Regions from separate parts of the Homo sapiens genome. Here region 2 is linked to region 1. A link is a loop called in an ENCODE intact Hi-C map of the cell type or tissue named here. Cell type or tissue: PC-9. All regions are shown on one strand. Links, peaks and the distances in the headings refer to the core of each region. The heading gives the core; the rest is flanking DNA.

Region 1 (10,212 bases), core at 3,899-8,898:
GGTTTCATCCTAGCATCTACAGTGCTTATGGTCCTTACTGGGAGGAGAGGGAGCCAGGTCCAGAACCCTCTGTTGCCTCTCTGAGGTTCTAGCAGCAGTTCCCAGGCTCTCTCCTCCAGGCTCTGGTCAATCGGATACCTTCCTTTGGCTTCGAAAGGGCAGACACATCCAGCCACACCAGTCTTACTGCCCTTGCTGTGCTAAATCCTGTCCAGCTGACACCGCAGTTTCTGGGCCCCACGGAATCTTGGCTCCCCGGGCTCTCTGACCACTCACACCCCTTGTTCCTGCAGACAGTCCTGCCATGCCTCTTGCTATCCCAGAGGGAAGAAAAGGCCACAAGACCAAGTAGTTGACTTTGCATGGGAGTTTCGAATTAAGTTGTTTGACTGCAAAGAGGAGGGCCCTTTTCAAATCTTCCAGGACCTGAAACTCGACAAGGAAGGGGAATGCCAAGGTTGAGTCTGAGATATCAGCTCATGAGCCAGAAGGAGAAGGGAGCTGCGCAAATGGTTGTTCTGCTCAGTGGGGCCCCAGGGCGAGGCCCTGCAGCTAAGAAAACGCTTTTGGTGGTTTTCGCTGCAGGTGCCTACATTCTTGTGTAACTGTAGGGGAGAGGGGCCTGGGTGAGGGGAGAGGAGGCTCCCGCTTGGCCTTGCTACAAATAATAGCATTGAAGGGAGCTAGAAGCACGTTAAGCAAAGCCCTGGAAACGCGTTAAGGGCAGACTCTCAAGGAATCTGGATGCCCACAGCCAGGCAAGAGGCCAGGTTGAGAGATGGTTGTGGGATGCCCCGTGAGCAGGGTCCTCCCCCTCCTCTTTGCCCTGCCCTACCCTGCCCAATATCAGGCTATCTGCGGGGGACAGGCCAGGAGCTGCCTCTCTGGGCTGGGCACCATCTGGGTGGCCAGGAGGTGAGCCCGGGAATGCCCAGGAAGAGCCAAGTCCTGAAGTCACTGTGCCCAGGCCTGCCCTTCCCTAAGAGGGGGTATGGGGGGAGTGGGGAGGCAAGCAGGTGGGAGATTGGAGAACTCCAAGGCTGTCTTCAGGGCATGAGACCAGAGTTTGAGGGTGGGGGAGTATCAGGGAGGCAGGTTGGGGCCATTAGTGGGTGAGATCCCTGGTAGTGGGACCAGGCAGGCTGTATTTATCCCGTCCTTCCTTCCTTCCTTCCTTCTTTCCTTCCTTTCTCTTTCTCTCTCTTTCTCTCCCCCTTCCTTACCTCCTTCCTTCCTTTCTCTCTTTCTTCCTTCCTTCTTTCCTTCCCTTCTTTTACTTTTTCCTTCCCTTCTTCTTTCTTTCCTTCTCTCTTCCTTCCTTCATTCCTTCCTTTCTTTCTTTCTTTCTTTCTCTCCTTCCTTCGTCTCTCTTCTCTTCTTATTTTCTTCCTCCTTCCCTTTTCTTTCTTTCTCTCTTCCTTTCCTTCTCTGTTCCTTCCTTCCTTCCTTCTTTCCTTCCTTTCTCTTTCTCTCCCTCTTCCTCTCCCCCTTCCTTACCTCCTTCCTTCCTCTCTCTTTCTTCCTTCCTTCTTTCCTTCCCTTCTTTTTCTTTTTCCTTCCCTTCTTCTTTCTCTTTCCTTCCCTTCTTTTTCTTTTTTTCTTTCTTTCTTTCCTCCTCTCTTCCTTCCTTAATTCCTTTCTTTCTTTGTTTCTTTCTTTCTCTCCTTCCTTCCTTTCTCTCTCTCCTCTCATTTTCTTCCTTCCTTCCTCTTTCTTTTTCTTTCTCTTCCTTTCCTTCTCTCTTCCTTCCTTCTTTCATTCCTTTCTTTCTTTCTCCCCTTCCTTTCTTCCTTCCTTCCTTTCTTCTCTCCTTATTTTCTTTGCTTTTTTTTTTTTGTTTTTTTTCTTTTTCTCCTTATTTTCTTCCCTCCTCTTTCTTTCTTTCTCTTCCTTTCTTTCTGTTTTTATTTTTATTTTTATTTTTTGAGCTAGGGTCTCACTTTGTCACCCAGGCTGGATGGAGCACAGTGACACGACCACAGCTCACTGCAGCCTCCACATCCCACCTCAGCCTCCTGAATAGCTGGGACTCCAGGCACACGCCCCCGCACCTGGCGAATTTTTAAATTTTGGTAGCAACTTGGGGTCTCACTATGTTGCCCAGGCTGGCCTCGAACTCTTGGGCTCCCAAAGTGCTGGGATTCCAGGTGAGAGACACCGCACTGGCCACCAGGCTGTATTTCTTTTGGGTTCAGAGTGCTCCGCACAGTCTTGAGCCCCCTCTTCAGGATGTACGGTCTCCATGGGGCTCTGAGGGTGTTTGATGAAATGTACAGGAAGCCATTGGCTTGGGCTGAGCTCCTGCACGAGGCCCAGCAGACCAAACCGAAATGGAATCATTCATGCTGAAGTTCTGCGTCACCCAGCTGACACTAAGTTGTTTATCTGACATTCTGAGACATCAGGAGAGTGAGGGATAATAGCCAGATCCCCAAACAGGCCAGTTTTAGCCAGCATGATAAGGAAGTCCCCTCTGCTTTAATCTTACAAGGAAAATAACTTTGAAATCTGATGTTTGTTCTGTTTCTGCTTTCAAAGCCAACCTCTACTGCTCAGCTCAATCCGAACACTCATTCTATAGTGTAAGGTGAGATATTGCCCAATTCTAGAATCCAAGTAAAAGCCAATTAAGATCTTTAAATTTGTTGTAATTTTGTCTTTTGACAAGAGAAAGGAGCTTTCAGGGGGAGGGGCCATTTCCTCTCTGTCTCTAGATCTCCTGTGTATATGGGAAGAGCTGGGACCAGGCCCAGCAATTACCTCACCATGGTTGGGTGCAACCAAGTGGGGCAACTCTTTGGCCAGAAAGCAAAAGTCTTTTTAGCTTCAATGTAGGCCATTCTGGGTCCCAGACCCACAGCTTTGGACATTATGGGAATCAGAATTCTTAGATGGCTTCACAATCTCTGTCCCTGGGTGTGTTACTCCCTTGATGATATTATATTATATGGCAGAAGGGATCTGCAGTGTAATTAACATTACCAATCAGTTGATCTCCAAGTAGGTCAGTTATCTGAGTGGGCTGGATCTAATCCCACGAGCTTATTAAAAGCAGAGAGTTTCTCCAATAGCAGAAGGGAAGTCAGAGAGATTCTAAGCACAAGAAGAATGGGATGCACGTTCACTGGCTTTAAAGATGCAGGAAGCATTACATGGAAAGGACTTGTGAACAGCCCCAAGGAGCTCAGAGAGACGCCCAGCCAACGGCCAGCAAGAAAACAGGAACCTCAGTCCTGCAACCACAAGGAAGTGGGTTCTGTCAACAACCTAAGTGAACCTGGAAGTCGATTCCTCCCTAGAGCCTCTGGATGAGAGCCCAGGCTGACCAACACCTTGATTTTGGCTTCCTGACATCCTAAGCAGAGATCCAGTGAAGCCTGCCCCAGATGGCTAACCTACAGAACCGTGAGCAAATAAATGGCTGCTAAATTTGTGGCAATTTGTTATGCAGAAATAATACCTAATACAGGTGCCTGCACAGTGAAGGTTCCAGGGCATGGATGTTGATCCCAGGGGAGGAGGCAAATGAGGCCTTCTGATTTCTCCCACAGCCTTGAAATTGCAGCCTCACCCTGCACTCTGGCTGTGCCCCTCCTCCACAGAGAACCGTCCACATCTTTGCTCGCACGGTTTCTGCCAGAGGCCCAAGCTTCTGTGCTCAGGCTGGGAAGTTTGGGCATGAACTATGTACAGATAAACCAATTGCAGGGGAATCGCACAGCTTCTTATTATCATTATCCAGGTTTCTTATTAGTTTTCTTCTCTGTTAATTTTCCCCTGTATTTCTGCCCAGTTCTGATGCTGTTGGATCTTCCAATCCTTGGCAAAAGGAAAATCCTTTTTAGCAAGTTACTCAGGCAGGACTCCCTAATTAAAGACCCAGAGTGGCCAGGCGCGGTGGCTCGTGCGTGTAATCCCAGCATTTTGGGATGCCAAGGCGGGTGGATAGCTTGAGCCTAGGAGTTTGAGACGAACCTGGGCAACATAGGGAGACCCTGTCTCTACAAAATATAAAAATAAATTAGCTGGTCCTGGTGGCATGCACCTGTAGTCCCAGCTCTTGGGAGGCTGAGGTGGAAGGGTGGCTTGAGCACAAGAAGTTGAGGCTACAGTGCACTATGATCATGCCACTGCACTCCCGCCTGGGTGACAGAGTGAGACCCTGTCTCAAAAACAGAAACTCAAAATGACTTGCTCTCTCTCCCGGTCTTGTGACCTAAATGGCTTGATTTAGGACGTGTGGCAGAGATGGTTAGCTGTCTACCAAAATCTGCACACCCCTTTCATAGCACAGTATTGTCACTAAGAGCAGAGACTACATTTCCCAGCTGCCTTTGCAACTGGGTGTGTCCACGTGACAAATTCCTACCAGTAGAATGTGAGCAGAAAAGCTGTGCAGCCCCTCTGAGCCAAGGCATCAGAAGCAGGTGTGCTTCCTCCATCACTTCCCTCCTCTTTGCCAGCTGGATATAGGTACCAACGAGACCCTGGGGAAGGGGAGAGCCCTGAGATGGAAGGAGCCTGGGTCCCTGAATCACCACGTGGAGGAAAGCCACTGACCAATCAGGAACGCTCGTCTTGGTCTGTTATGTGACTAAGAAATAAATTCCTAAGGTATTTGAGCTATTATACATTTGGGAGTCTATCTGTGACTGCTTTTTAGCTTACCCTTCATAATACACATCCCTCTTTGGCCCCCAGTGTAAATCAAGTTGCACAAGGTGCTGACTAAACTCCCAGGATGAAAACCTTCAAATATCCCTGTACCTCACTTTCCTCGGCTGGCTCCCATCCCTGTCTTGGTTCACACTGCTTGCTCCAAAGTCTGGCTGACTCAGCTGGCCTGGGCCATCATCCATCTGCTGTCAAAGAGTGCCTGGCTCACAGCAAAAAGAACATTTATTCCCCCAAAACATAGGGTTCTTTTTTTCAGCAAAGGTGGTGCAGCAATATATTTGGAGACGCAGACTGCGAGTCAGCACATGCTCCCGGTTCCCTTGGGACACAGTCAGGGAGCTCATGTCTTCAGCCCCAGCTCCCCCAGCAAGAGCCTCCAGTGGTCGGAGGAGAGGAGAGAAGAGCAGTGGAGAGGGGGAGGAAAGCAGAAAGAGGTGACAATTCTCTCAGAAAGCAATTAAGCATTTCGTGGTGGCCCCAGGGACAACCTCAACTTTTTGTGTTTTTCCCCCAGAGAGACTGAAGAACTGGGGGGAGGAGAGCATCCCTAGCTACAGTTATTGAAAACTCTGCTTGGTAATGTGGCATTGAGAGACTCTGAGAAGCTGGCTTCAGGAAGGTGGCCCCACACTGCCTGCCCACCACCTGGGATGCCACCTGCCGCAACGGTGTTGGTCTCTGGTCAGGGCTGGGGTAAAGATCAGCAGTGGCTCATCTTCCCTCTGACACAGCAGCATGGGACACCTGGATGGAACTGAAATGGGGTCCCAGATACAGCAAACCTCTCTCCCTGTCCACTTCTGAAGTCCAGCTCGGGATTGCCGGCCCCAGCAGAGCAGGCAGGGGAGCTTTGACTGTGGATGGTGTTTGAGCCTAGACTAGGCCCCAGGGTCTTCAATGAAGCTCACAGATGGAAAAGCCCAGCAACCAGGGGTCAGAGGCCCTGGAAGTTAGAAAATTACAAGTCCCCATCCTTCAAGGAGCTCCAGGATGACTCTGCCTCAGCAATTTCCAGTGCAAATTTACTTTTTGTTTGAGTCAGGAAATAACAGGCTGCAGACTCCCTAGGGGCCCAGGAATCCAGCCACCAGCTTCTCCTGGCTTCTCTCATCCTTCCGTGAGCAAGACTCAGCCAGACGTACAGGGTGGCCCCGAGCTTAAATTACAACCACCTGACCAGAGCTGCCCCGCAGATGCCCAGACCCTGCTTAGAGAGGGTCCCTGTGGAGAGAGGGGCTTCCCCAGGCCTCTGGCTGGTCGCATGCGTGGCCTGAATTCTCCATGCACAGGCAAGAGGCTGTCTCTACTTCCCACCCTAGGCAACTCTTAGCACTAACCCTGAAGTGACGATGAGCCACGGAGCCAGGGTGGAAGCTACACAGTGCGTCTCACGTGACTTCCAGTGAGAGCTGTTCCCAAGTTTACCATCCCTCGGCGGTGGCTCACCACCCTCTCTGCCCAAAGTCCTCTCAATAGCCTAAGTCTCTTCCCTCCACTCAGCCTCATTGCTCTCATTTTGTCACTTAGAGCTTAGTGACATTTTGCTTTCTTCCAAATCCTCCTTCTTGCAGTCTAGCTGGGTCCTTTCATGCCTAGTTTACAAAGATGTCTGGCCTGATCCCTATCTGCCAGCCCCTATCCCTCCCAGGGGGACCAGGAAGCCTGGGTTTGACAGGTGCAATGCACAGGTGCCGGGCGCCCACTGGGAGTGCAGGAGGCCAAGGTCTTCCCAGGACTGGCAGCTCAGATGGCCCAGGCAGAAATAACCTGAGCCTGCTGCCCTTTCCTTCTTGGGAGTGACTCAGCGAGAAGCCGGAAGATAGAAACACAAATCTGGTCCTGGATCTTGCAGAGCCAGTCACAGGCAAGGCCACAGCCTTAAGGCTGTGTACGGAGAGGACCTGGAGCCAGCCATAGGGCTGGACGCTGAAAAGACGCTCAACCTCATTTAGCAGGAGACAAGTGCAAATGAAAACTATACCCAGACCCCATTTTCCACAGAGCAGATTGGCAGAGATGCAAGCTTTCAGGACACACTCACTTGGCAAGAAGGGGAGGCCATTCTCCCGCTTTGCTAGCAGGCTGTAAAATGATACAATCTCCTCGGAAGGCAAGTTGGCAATATCTATCCACTAAGTGCACAAATTCTTTGACCCAGCGATTCTACCTGTACAAACGGAACACCTAGCTATGCGTGCACATTTATGACATGACCCAGGCAGCATTGTTTGTAATAATGACAAAGGATTGGAGGCTCCTACATAGGTGACTGGTTCCACACTTGCGGTGTCCCCATGCGATGGATCACAGTAGGCAGAACAGATAATTGGAACCATTGATGGACGAGTATGGAACCGTGTCCTAGATACATTGGAAAGAGGAAAAACAAAACAAAAGAAATTGAGGAGCAGAACGGGCTGTGGGGCTGGCTGGTTTCAATTCTCGATGAATGGATGAAATGGCACACTCCCATTTGGGTAAAGGAGGGTAACAGAGAAGCAATGTCTATGCTGGTCTAATGTGTGTGCTAAGGAATATCTCCGGATGGATACCCCAGATTGGTTTCATTAGCTATACAGAGGCAAGCATATACCTTTTTGTAACTTGAGCATTTTAAAATATGTTAGCTGGGCCGGGTGGCACGTGCCTGTAGTCCCAGCTACTTGGAAGGCTGAGGCAGAAGAATCACTCGAAGCCTGGAATTCAAGGCTACAGTGAGCCATGATGGGGTCTATGAATAGCCACTGCATTCCAGCCTAGGCAACACAGTGAGACCCTCATCTCTAAAAACAATAAAAATTCAAAAAATTTTTTTGAACTAGGCAAACATGTTACTTATTTTAAAAAAATAAACAGTTTAAAAGGTGAGGCCAGGCATGGTGGCACACGCTTGTAATCCCAGCACTTTGGGAGGCCGAGGCAAGCAGATCATGAGGTCAAGAGATCGAGACCATCCTGGCCAACATGGTGAAACCCCGTATCTACTAAAAATACAAAAATTAGCTGGGCATGGTGGCACTTGTCTGTAGTCCCAGCTACTTGGGAGGCTGAGGCAGGAGAATCGCTTGAACCCGGGAGGCGGAGGTTGCAGTGAGCCGAGATCGCGCCACCGCACTCCAGCCTGGCAACAGGGTGAGGCTCTGTCTCAAAAAAAAAAAAAAAAAATGGTGAACCCCTGGCTCGGTAATGGAATAAAATGACACCAGTACTTGAGAGGCAAGCAAGTTCCAGGATAGAACGAGGTGGTGGAGGGAAGCGATCATTCCATTTTACATTCATATTTTGCAAACAGTTTCTCCTTTTCTGTTGCTGCTTTCAATCCAGAGGCAGTCCTTTCTTTTCAGATGAAGAAATGGAGGCTCAGAGAGGGGAGGTGACTTTGTGGAAGTCACACAGCAAGTGGCTGAGCCAAGACTCACAACCAGGTATTTTTGTTTTGTTTTGTTTTGTTTTGTTTTTTGAGATGGAGTTTTGCTCCTGTTGCCCAGGCTGGAGTGCAGTGGCACGATCTCAGCTAACTGCAACCCCCACCTCCCTGGATTCAAGCGATTCTCCTGCCTCAGTCTCCTGAATAGCTAGGATTACAGGCACCCGTCACCACATCTGGCTAATTTTTGTAGTTTTAGTAGCGATGGGGTTTCACCATGTTGGCCAGGCTGATCTCGAACTCCTGACCTCAGGTGACCCACCTGCCTCGGCCTCCCAAAGTGCTGGGATTCCAGGCATGACCACCACACCCAGCCTTGTTTTGTTTTGTTTATGAGACAGGGTTTTCCTTTGTCACCCAGGCTAGAGTGCAGTGGTGCAATCTCAGCTCACTGCAACCTCTGCCGCCAGGGTTCAAGCAATCCTCCTGCCTCAGCCTCCCTAGTAGCTGGGACTACAGGTATGCACCACCACACCCGGCTGATTTTTGTATTTTTAATAGAGACAGGGTTTCACCATGTTGGCCAGGCTAGTCTCGAACTCCTGACCTCAGGTGATCCTTCAGCCTCAGCCTCCCAAAGTGCTGGAATTATAGGCATGAGCCACCAGGCCCGGCTGCATCCAGGTTTTCGGGCTCCCCATCACATGGTTTTTTCTACCTCACTCTATAGCAGACAAGACCTGGGGTCTTGGGTCACTGCTATCCCCATTTCCACCTAGAACATGATCTAGACCACAGTACATATGGGCTCAGGAACCAGCTGTCAGAGAATGGCGTCAGATTCTAGCTCAGCTACATCCTACCTGAGTGACTTTTAGGGGAGTTACTTTTTGGACTGTGCTGTGGTCTGTTTGTGCCCCACCTAAATTCATATGTTGAAACTTACTCTCCAATGTGATGGTATTAAGAGGTGGGGCATTTGGGAGGTGATTAGTGCTCTTATAAAAGAGGCTGGAGTGCTGGGTGCGGTGGCTCATGCCTGTAATCCCAGCACTTTGGGAGGCTGTGACGGGTAGATCACCTGAGATTGGGAGTTGGAGACCAGCCTGACCAACATGGAGAAACCCCGTCTCTACTAAAAATACAAAATTAGCCGGGCATGGTGGTGCATGCTGTAATCCCAACTACTCAGGAGGCTGAGGCGGGAGAATCGCTTGAACTCAGGAGGTGGAGGTTGCAGTGAGCCAAGATCGTGCCATTGCACTCCAGCCTGGACAACAAGATGAAATACTGTTTCAAAAAAAAAAAAAAAAAAAAAAAAAGAGGCTGGAGGGAGCTTGTTCACTTTTGCCCTGTGAAGACACAGCAAGAAGGTGCTATCTTTGAAGCAGAGAGTGAGGCCAGGTGCGGTGGCTTATAGCGGTAATCCCAACACTGTGGGAGGCTAAGAGGAGAGGATCACTTGAGCCCAGGAGTTTGAGACCAGCCTAGGCAACATGACAAAACCCTGCCTCTACAAAAAATCCCAAAATTAGCCAGATGTGGTGGCACATGCCTCTATTAGGGAGGCTAGGTTGGAGAATTGCTTGAGCCCCAGGAGGTTGAGGCGGTAGTGAGCCGTGATCACACCACTGCACTCCAGCCTGGGGGACAGAGCGAGACCCTGTCTCAAAAAAAAAAAAAATTTTTTTTTCCTTTTTCTTAATTCACCTCCCCTTCCTTATTTCTATTTACTTTTAAATATTAATATATAGTAAAACTGGCCAGGCACAGTGGTTCACACCTGTAATGCCAGCACTTTGGGAGGCCAAGGAGGGCAGATCATTTGAGGTCAGGAGTTCAAGACCAGCCTGGGCAACATGGTAAAACCCTGTCTCTACTAAAAATACAGAAATTAGCCTAGATGTGATGGTGGGTGCCTGTAATCCCAGCTACTCAGGAGGCTGAGGCAGAAGAATCACTTGAACCTGAGAGATGGAGGTTGCAGTGGGCCAAGATCGCACCACTGCACTCCAGCCTGGGCCCTGGGTGGCAGACAGAGTGAGACACTGTCTCAGAAAATAAAAATATATAAATATAAATAAATAAATAAAATTAATATATAGTAAAGTTGATTTTTGTTGTTGTTGTTGTTTCGATTTGCATAATCACCTTCACAATCAGGATAC
Region 2 (10,060 bases), core at 2,615-7,614, 60 kb after region 1:
CTTTCCTGCCCAGCCCATCTTCCTGGTCCCCAGGTGGCTGCAGCTACAAGGAGCTGTCCGCGGGCCCCCAGGCTGCCTCCAACTCCCCTCTTGACACGCCCCCCTCCCCCCAAATCATAGTCCCTGTGTCCCCAAGCTGTGGTTCAGATTGCCTTCTTCCCCTCTGTGAACAACAGGCCTCAGTGCCCCGTCTTGACTCTGGACCTTCCTGGCCCTGCCATCTTGGTGTCTGGCACTGGCTTGTCCCACCCTCTGCCTAGATGGATCTCCTCCATGAGTCTTTGGAGCCAAGCCAGGGCAGAAGTTGGCCCTTGCCCTTCTCACCAGGGCCTCCTGCCACCACCTGGACTGTGGAAGGCCACTGAGATGGGGGCAGAGCTCAGCCCGAGGCTTGGGCACACTGCTTCTCTCCACGGCCTGTGGGTCCTGGATCTGAGCCCTTGGGGTGTTTCACTCAAGAGCCACTGAGCCGTCCCCATCTTCCACAAAGCAGTTTCCACAAGCAAGCCAGGGCCAGCCCTGCCTGCACTCTGCCCGCAGTGCCCCTCAACGTCTGGGATGAGGATGAGCCTGCTGAGATGAGGGCAGCTCTCTCCATCCAGCAGTACCTCATGGAGTGCTCACTAAGGAGTTAGGAATGGCAGGCCACGCTGGCATCTGGGGTTCAAGGTGGCTCCTGTGGCAGGAACAGGTGTCCATGACCCTGATTACCTGGATCTCACAGGTTCTGGGAATGCAATAGGGGCCTGCTGTGGCTATTCCAACATCTCTGGTCAGGGCCTGGAAGTACCTTAGGACACATGGGGTTGGGGTCAGGACTGCATTCTCAGGGACCAGTGGAGAGCCCTGGACCAGATGAACTGGAGTCTAGGCCTCTCTCGTGACTGGGACTTGTGGGACGTGGGAGGCCTGTGAGATCCAGGACTAAAGATTATGCTGTTTCCTAATGGGCAGATATGTAAGTAGGTAAGTGGGATCCTCAGGTAAGCGGGATCCAGAACTAAAGACTGTGCTATTTCCTGATGGGCAGATGTGTTGTTTCTACCTCATCTTGGGCAGCACCTGGATATGCTGGCGCTGGTTCATCACTGGAGGAGCCTCTTGTATTTTGAGCCCTCGGACATGCTCCAGAGGGTCCTGACGGTCACCCAGCAAAGAGGGGGTACCTCCATGGTGCTGGCACCAAAGACAGAGATGGGCACAGCTCCAGGCTCGTGAAAATGAGCTCTCTATAACATTGTCTTCCTGAGGTTTTTCCTGCCCTTATCCAAGGTGGGCCCTAAAGCTCAGTCCCCAGCCCAGCAGCACCTCTGGGTGCCGGGGTGGAGGATGACGACCAGAGCAGCTCTCTGGAGAGGTGCCCTGTAGTCAGTCCCACAGCTCTCTGGTGCTACCCCCGTCCCCAGCAGCCTGTGCCTTTGTCACTGGCATACTTTTCCAGAGCTAAATTGGGCGAGCAATCCCTGCAGAGTAGGATTGCAGCTCTGACTGTGGCCCCCGACCTCTCTGTGTTGCCTGTCGAAGTCCATGAACAGAATGTTATTTCCCTCCAGTGGAAGGGAAGCAGGGAGCTCTGTGGACCTCACGCTGCCCTTGGTCTAGCTTAGCGGCCCCAAGATCCCTTAGTGAATCAAGGCGCTGTGTTGCTTTCCTATGTGATAATTTCAAAGGAGTCCCCGGCAGGGCCTGATACCCAGAGGCTGCAGTCTCCAGTGGACGTGGGTGTGTGTATAGCCTGAGTCCTCTGGGGGTCTGCGCGTGAGGCTCAGGGAGGGATGGGATCCTAAAAGATGCAGGCCTGCCTGTATTCAGGAGTACCCACTGGCCCTGCTTACTCCCGCCCGGGCCAAGTGGAGAAGAAGTTAGATGAGTTCTTAGGAGGAGAGAGGCAGCTTCTTTGAGGTGGTCGAGTGGCATCACAAACAAGCGTTGAATGGAAAAAGACTAGAAGAGGCAGAGCCTGTCACAGGTTCACCATCATCCAGCCAACACTATGGGAAATCTCACACCCACCACTGTCAAACCGAGGACTTTGGACTTAATAACTGCTCAGAATTAAACGACCTTACCTTCCATGGGTGAGGGCTTACTGCCATTGAATTCCTGTGTGTTCATAAATTCTGGGAGTTACTAGTTTTTTTTTTTTTTTTTTAATTATTTTTAGAGACAGGGTCTTGCTACGTTGCCCAGGCTGGTCTCGAACTCCTGGCCTCAAGCGATTCTCTCATCTCAGCCTTCCATGTAGCTGGGATTCCAGGTGCCTGCTCCCCCACCCCCGACCCTGCCTCTGGGATTTTTTTCATGTGTATTTCCCTGCTAGACCTCTTGCTTTTTACACCAACAAATGCTGTTTGATTCCAACTAACCTTTTTCTCTGTTGGGGATTTATTTTAAGGGGAAAACCAGGCCTCCAAAAACCACTGAGCTCTCAACCCGTCAAGGCCAGAGAACTCTAACACCTACACAAGATGTGGGTGGGGAGGGAGGCGACCCCAAAAGTATCCCTGTTGCTGCCTGGCATGGCTGGAAGAGGCAGCCAGGATACCCATTGGGTGAAATTCTCAGTGCACAGAACCAGGGATGGCTGGTAAATCCCCTGGGCCATGAAGACCTGCCTGCCGAGTGCCTTTCCTGGCTTTCCAGTTTACTCATGGCCCTGCACTTGTTCGTCAGCCCCCCACAGCTCATAGAAGAGAGCAAGCAACAGAGGCTAAGTGCCTGCCCTGTGGGGGTGCTGCTTGGAAGGGTCTGTTGGCCCTCCAAGCCATTCTCGCCAAGGGCAGCATTTTCACTAGCCCCCGGAGGATGCGCCAAGGTCAGGCACAGGTGCCAGGAACCAGGATTTGTTTCCTGTCTGCCGTCTCCACTCTGGGCCCTCCAGGAAGCTGCAGCCCCTGTTCACAGCAGCTGCATGAATTATTTAGCATCTGCACCAGACCGGGAGTGCTCTGACCTCATCCTCCTTGGGCTCAGGGTGCGGTTCTGACCTCATCCTCCTTGAAAAAAGGTTGTTGATAGGCAGAGGCTGGAGCGGTGCGTCCCTCTGGGGTGCGGGTGATTAAAAGGGAGACACCAGTACCCTCAGAGAAGGAGGTGGGGAGCAGCGACCCATGCCCTTGTCGCAGGAGGCAATTCTGCAGCACGCAGAAAATATGACTTTGGAATCAGAGGCTGCGGGTTCACATCCTGGCTGTTAGTAGTTCTGTGACCTTCAGCAGCTCCCTTGGTCCTTCCTCAGTCTTCTCATCTGAAAAATGGGGGTACCAGCCCCCTGAGTTTGTGTTTGGTGTTCTGTCCCCTCCAGATAACCCCCACGAAAGTCACAGTCAAGGCAGAGCGTCCAGGCACCATCTGCCCAGTGTTTCCTGCCCAGACAAGCAGGTCTTCTGGCCAGATTTCAGTTTGGCACCTCCTGGTGCCACATCTTCCCTTCCCTCTATGCTGCCTCATGCCCTGGGTCCCCAGAGTGGGTGGCTTGGCAGGTTGCCACGATTGGAAGAGGATGCTAAGGAGAGAGACCCTTGGCAGTGCCCGCGCCCTGACTGGCAGGGGAGAAGGGCTAGCAGAGGCGTTAGGAGGGTCGCCAGGTGCACAGGAAGCCTAAGAAGCTAGGCTGAAGATCTGGGACGGAGCTGCTTTCTGCCAGCAAATGTCCACTGTCTACTGGGTGGACGGGAGGGAGTGGAGATGAGAGCGATCTGGTCTCTGCCCTCCTTTGCCAGGTCAGGCCTGAGGGCTGAAGTGGGAGTGGCCATGTGAGTCCCAGCAAATGCGTTTTGGGATTAAGCACGCAGGTGCCTTCAGCAAGCTTCCCCGGGTATCCCCTTCCCAAGCGGCACCTTCGTGGCAGGCAGGGCATCTCGGACCAGGGCCTGGCTCCAGCTAGCTCTGTGGCCTTGGACAGCTCCCTTGACCCCTCGCCCCCGCAAGGGTTTCCTCATCTGTAAAATACACCCCGATGTCTCCAGCTCTGTCTAAGCCCTGGAGTTGGTGTCCCCAGCAGTGGAGAGGGGACCTAAAGCCCCAGGGCTCTGCCGCAGATGCACCCCCAGGGGTTCCGACTCAAAGTCTGGAGCAGAACTGGGCAGACACAGGGTGACCGCCTGGCTGTGCTTTGGAGAGAGAAGTTGGGTCCCGTGGGGGTGAATGGGGCCGGTCCCAGACCGGTTGTCCGCCCCATCCGCCGACCCCTCACCTCCGCAGACTCCTCCAAGCCAGGGGCCTGGAAGTGGCTCCTTCTGATTCACCTAAAGGCAACGGTGGCTTGCCTCACCCCCAACTCCACCGACGGCAGGAGAGGGTCCGCGGGGGCCCGGGCCCAGGGAAGGTTTTACGCTCCGTCCTTAACCCAGCGTCCTAACCTGACCCGGCTGGGAGAGGGGGCGGGGCCCCGGAACCCCACCCGCAGACAGCCCACTCCCCCGCACGCACCTGGGTTGGGGGAGGTGGGGGGCGGTGGGGGGCAGTGAAGGTGGGGGGAGGTGGGGGTGGGCCCGAGCAGCCGGCGCGCCCACGTGCCTCTCCCGCGAGGGCCCGGCCACCCCAGCTCCAGCCAACCCGAGGCCGCCTCTCGTGCCCCACCCCAAGCCCCGCCCCGGCCCCTGCAACCCGATCCTCGCCGCGGGGCGGCGGCCGAAGCCAGCTGTCCCAGCTCCTGCTGTAGCCTGGGGGCCGGGCCGCCGCGCTCCGCCCATCCCCGCCCTCAGAGCTGGGCCTCGCAGCCGCTAGGGATTGCGGGGGCCGCATTTATCCCTGTGTCTCTCAGGCCCCGCAGAGACGGGGGTGGGGTGGGTGACGCCAGGGAAGCAGGCCCCTTTTCCCAAGGGAAGAATCCCCTTCCGGAGGCCCGCCGGGCCATGGAGTTTCCGCGGGTGGAGGTAGTGAGGCCAAGGGCACGGGGAGCCCTGTCGCTGCCTTACGTCTGGCTCTAGGCCGGGGTTCCTCGGCTCCACCAGCGACATTTGTGGCCGGATCGCTGTGTAGTGGAGCTGGCCCGGGAACTGCAGGATATTGAGCGGCATCCCTGACCCCCTCCACTGGATGCCAGGAGCACAGCCAGCCCCCTAACCCTACAACCACAAATGTCTCTGGACACGGCCAAACGTCCCCTGGGGGCAAACTCTCCGGGTGGAAACCCACTCCCCGAGGGTTTTTCGGTGGGCATTTGAGGCAGCCACACGGGCTGGGGGCCTGGAGCTCGAGGTCCCTGCAGCCAGGAAGCTGGTGCTGGCCTCCCCTTCTCCCCGGCGCTGCCAGCTGCTTCAGGCTGGCCTGGGAACTGTGACCCTTGGCCTGACAGTATTTCGGCAGCATGTGACCTGCCAGGCTTTCTCACCGTAGGGTGCCCCCACCCTGATGTGGGTGCTGGCACAGGGGATGCTGGGGACAAGCCCATCACTAGCAGTCAGGCCAGCTGGGGCACCGGAAAGAGACTCAGGCACTGGGTGTCCATGGGCAGCCTGAGGTTCCCAAGAGAAGCTGGGCTGAGGCCGCCGTGTGAGCCCAGGGGCTGTCCGGGCTGAAGGTCAGGGGGCATCCTGGCCCACAGGGTCCACCCCTTACGCGCACACACACACACACACACACACACACACGCACACACTGGGTGGGGCGTGGGAAAGACAAAAGGAGTCGGTCCCAGCTGGGGAGGATCCCGCCCTGTCCCTTCACCAGGCCCATTTGGGAGCGGTCATCAGAGCCAGGAAGGTGGTGAGAGGGCTGGGGCAGGGCACTGTTGGCCCCAACCCCCACTGCGTGCCACCCTGCCATGCAAAGCAGAATTTTCAGAAGAATCCAATTGCAGACTTAACGGGGGAGGTTTTAGTAGCTCCCCCTCCCCCTGTGTATTCACAATTGACTGTATTTGCATAGGAAATCTGGAAAGAGACAAAAGGCACCATAGCAGATGTTAAAGTGGACCATTGGGGGAGTTGGCCGGGGGCGTGGGGGGAAAGGGGGTCGGATGTGGGGGTGGGAATCCCCTGGTACCAAGCAGATGAGGGACAAGAAGATTTTTTCTGTCTCGTTTTGCTTTTTCTTTCTCTCCTTCCTTTCTCTCTTTTCCATAAAAATAAATTACATATTTTTAAAAAAAAATTCTTCTGAAAGAAAGAAAAGGGGCCAAAGGTAGCAGTGGCCCCCCACCAGCAGCTGCAGTGGCCTGCGACGTCCCTGCCCCAGCCTTCACAAAGACCAGACTGAGCTACCCTCGGCCACACTCCCTTTCCTCATCTCTCCCCCTGAGAAAGATGGGCCAACTTTTAGCCTGCCTAGATTTTCAACTCATTCTCTCCTTGGGAGGGTTTTCAAGGAGGCTGGGGCGGGGAGTGTGTGTTCATTGCATGTATGTGGCATGGGGCACCCACCCTCCACCCAGCCTTGCTGAATGATTCTTCGAAGGCTGAATTAGATTTACATCCGTGGAGCAGATTGGTGTGCTGTTTCTCAGCGTGTAGCTCATCATTATAAAACATGCTGTGTCCCATGGGGCAGACAGCAACAGACATGGGAATAGCATTTGGCTCATTAATTCATTCATTCATCAGGTTTTCATCCATATTTATCAAAGGCTGCTCCGTGCCATCATTCTAATTAACATCAATTCCCACACTGATCTCTCTCCTAGTATCCAAGTCTGTCTGGCACACAATTCTGTCACCTCCTCCAATCTGAGGCTTCCATCTCCACAACTCACTGCAGCCCGGTGTCCTGGGTCTCTGAGGGGAATCTCTTACTGTGTGTGCCAGTTCCTCAGCTACTTGACGGTGTCTGTAGATAGTGACCTGCTCTGAGGTCTGCAAGGGCAAAGTCACCCCCATCCCTGCATCTGTGTTCATGTCCCTGTGATGGGGATGATGGTTCACTGATGGGAACTTTGGTCACCTGGGGACAGCTGTGTCCTGGCTTTGAAAGTGAGGCTGGTTGGCCATGCATCATGGCTCACACCTGTAATCCCAGCACTTGGCAAGGCCAAGGCGGGGGAATTGATTGAGGCCAGGAGTTTGCGACCAGCCTGGCCAACATGGTGAAACCCTGTCTCTACTGAAAATACAAAAATTAGCCGGGGTTGGTGGTGCTCACCTGTAATCCCAGCTACTTGGGAGGCTGAGGCAGGAGAATCGCTTGAACCCAGGAGGTGGAGTTTGCAGTGGGCAGAGATTGTGTCACTGCACTCCAACCTGGGTGACACATTGAGACTCTGTCTCAAAAAAAAAAAAAAAAAAAGGAAAGAAAGTAGGCCAGGGAGATGGCCGGCCTGGGTTGCGGTGGGGGACTCTCTCCTTTGGTCATAGTCAGAAAGGTTAAGAGGGTGCTCTCCTGGGCACCCGTGAAGTGCCAGGTGTTCTCATAACCCCCGTGCACTCCAGTTCGTAAACTTGTCTGATTCTAGAAATCATCTGAATGCATTTGTTAAAATGACAGATTCCCAGTCCCCAACTGGAGAGACGCCTTATTCAGCTGGTCCGAGGCAGGCCCCAGAATCTGCATTCTCAGCCAGTACCCAAGGTGTTTGTTACATCAGTCAAACTTGGGCCCCACTACTGTAGGGGAGGCTGAGATGGGTTAATGCTGCCTCCACCACTGCCTGGGGGAGTCGGGAGAAGGAGCTGGGTGATTGAGTGACCAGGAGGCCTTTCAAGTCATCACCTTCTCACCTTTTCAGTGGTGGAGGTGGGAGCTTGTGTAGGGACTGTGGTGCAGGGTTGGGGTAGGAGAGAGAAGAGTCAAGAGATCTAAGGCTGTGGTCCCCCAGCTTCCCCCATGACTGAGGACCCATTTGAGGACAGGCTGGACGTTTTTCTGTATTTTTCAAGGGTTCTGTTCACTCTCCTTCCCGAATTCCTCAAGGGGGAGGGTGAGCAAGTGGGCTGAGAAGGAGGCACGGGGCTGGTGTCCAGGATCCCCGGGCCACTGTCTCCGGCCGTTTCCCTGCGTCTGATAGAAGGGGCCCCTTCCTACCCAGGCCCCTGGGATTTCTGCCTCTCACCTTTTAAGGCAATCCTTTGTTTTCCCGTCTTTGTTTACATGTTTCCCATGAAACCATGAGCTCCTGAAAAGGACATATTGCGGTATTTTTATCTTCATGTCCCTATCTTTGGACCCAGTGCCTGGCTCAATGGGGGCAGCCATTAATATTTGTTGAACAAATTGGCAGTGCCTGGGCACTGAGCGCCACCTGGCGGCGTTAGCGGGCATGGTGGTGCTTAGATATCAGTTGGAGCGGCGGACCTAGGGGGACGCGTCCTGGTCCCCTGGTTTGGGGCGGCCCGTCCAAGTGTGAGGTCATGTAGGGGTGGGGTAGGGGTCCCTGAACAAGGTCTGGTGGGGAGGCGAGGGGTGGGCCTTTGAAAGCTGTGACTCTCTCAGGATAACAAGGGGCAGGTGGGAAAGGAAGCCATGGACGCTCGGGATGGAGAAAGAAGAGGTCTATTCAACCATCTATTCATTCATTCATTTATTCACTTTCAGAACCAACTTTATGGGCAGGATTCAGCAGGAGGCTGGGACTTGTCATGCTGAGTCCTCCCTGAAGGGACTCCCTCCTTGTCTGCAGAGAGCTTAGGTAGTCCGGGGTTGGAGAATATCTATCTCCCTGAAGTGGAATGGCCAGCCGACTTCTGCACTTCCTCCACCCCGTCCTATGCACGGTCTGGTGTCTGAAACCTCTTTTCTCCCACTGCAGTGCCCTCCCACCCTCCCTCTTCCTCAGGGCGTGGAATCTCTGCCAGGGCTCCACTCATGGACTCAGGCATGGATGTTTTTATTATTCTTCTTTAGAGACAGGGTCTCCATGTGTTGCCCGGCCAGTCTAGGACTCCTGGGCTCAAACCATCATCCTGCTTCTGCCTCCTGACTGGCTGGGATTGCAGGTGTGGGCCACCATGCCTGCCCCCAAAGGCCCCCGAAGAATTTTCATGTGCACCCAGGCTTGAGACTTCTGCCAGAATCTGTGTAAGCAAATGTGGTCAGCGGGACCGGGAAACTGCATCGGAGTTATGTCTCTTTCTGCTTCACCCCACAGAGCTCTCTCCAGGTCGCTGCTGTTTTTGCTACACCCTGAGTCCCCACCCCAACATATACACTCTGACCTCCTGCGATGGTTGATATTGAGTGTCAACTGGATTGGATGGAAGGATGCAAAGTATTGTTCCTGGGTGTGTCTATGAGGGTGTTGCCAAAGGAGATTAACATTTGGGTCAGTGGACTGGGAAAGGCAGACCCAGCCTCAATCTGGGAGGGCACCATAAAAGCAGGTATGTAAAGAGCAGACTGGCTGAGTCTTCCAGCCTCCATCTTTCTGCTGTGCTGGATGTTTCCTGCCCTCAAACATTGAACTCCAAGTTCTTCAGCTTTTGGTTCTTGGACCTGCACCAGTAGTTTGCCAGGGGCTGTTGGGCCTTTGGCCACAGACTGAAGGCTGCACTGTCAGCTTCCCTGCTTTTGAGGTTTTGGAACTTGGACTGGCTTCCTGGCGCCTGTGCTTGCAGATGGCCTGTTGTGGGACCTCACCTTGTGATCGCGTGAGTCAATACTCCTTAATAAACTCTCCTTTATATCTACATCTATGTTAGTTCTGTCCCTCTAGATAACCCTGACTAATACACCCCCAAAACTACCCATGATAAAAGTTGACTCTCCTATTCTCTAGAAGCTAGAGATCTGAGCAGTATTTATTTATTTTTTATTGTTTGAGATGGAGTCTTGCTCTGTCACCCAGGCTAGAGTGCAGTGGCACGATCTAGGCTCACTGCAACCTCTGCCTCCTGGGTTCAAGCAATTCTCCTGCCTCAGTCTCCCAAGTAGCTGGGATTACAGGTGCCTGCCAACATGCCCGGATAATTTTTTGGTATTTTAAATAAAGACAGGGTTTCACCATGTTGTCCAGGCTGGTTTCAAACTCCTGACCTCAAGTGATCCACCCGCCTCAGCCTCCCAAAGTACTAGGATTACAGGTGTGAGCCACCGCGCCCGGCCACTCAGCAGTATTTAAGGTTGCAACCTTGGGTTCCTGCACCCATGGCCAAAACACATGTTCACAAAGGGGTCACTGCCAGCTGGT

Evidence for each region. A loop is a pair of places that touch in the nucleus more often than their neighbours do. Peaks named below come from ENCODE experiments on the same cell type or tissue, not always from the same donor. Only the 100,000 strongest peaks of a DNase experiment are listed, where the experiment ranks them.
Region 2: a loop joins it to region 1, with 4 times the contacts of the local background. A loop is called at or near these places in 18 of 110 quality-filtered maps.

What each region holds. Positions count from the first base shown.
Region 1 is chr17:74,388,705-74,398,916 of GRCh38, forward strand. No RefSeq gene overlaps it. Among named protein-coding and RNA genes, the nearest start is that of GPR142, 26 kb to the left of the region's middle. RefSeq lists enhancers at 5,439-5,939, 5,940-6,440. In PC-9, for the core only: no CTCF peak of the experiment used is centred there; a DNase peak (open chromatin) is centred at 6,487; H3K27ac peaks cover 900 bases.
Region 2 is chr17:74,449,559-74,459,618 of GRCh38, forward strand. It overlaps a transcript of GPRC5C not described here. Among named protein-coding and RNA genes, the nearest start is that of CD300A, 12 kb to the right of the region's middle. RefSeq lists enhancers at 2,513-3,504, 3,505-4,495, 5,250-5,920 and a silencer at 4,395-4,754. In PC-9, for the core only: no CTCF peak of the experiment used is centred there; a DNase peak (open chromatin) is centred at 4,633; H3K4me3 peaks cover 1,026 bases; H3K27me3 peaks cover 348 bases.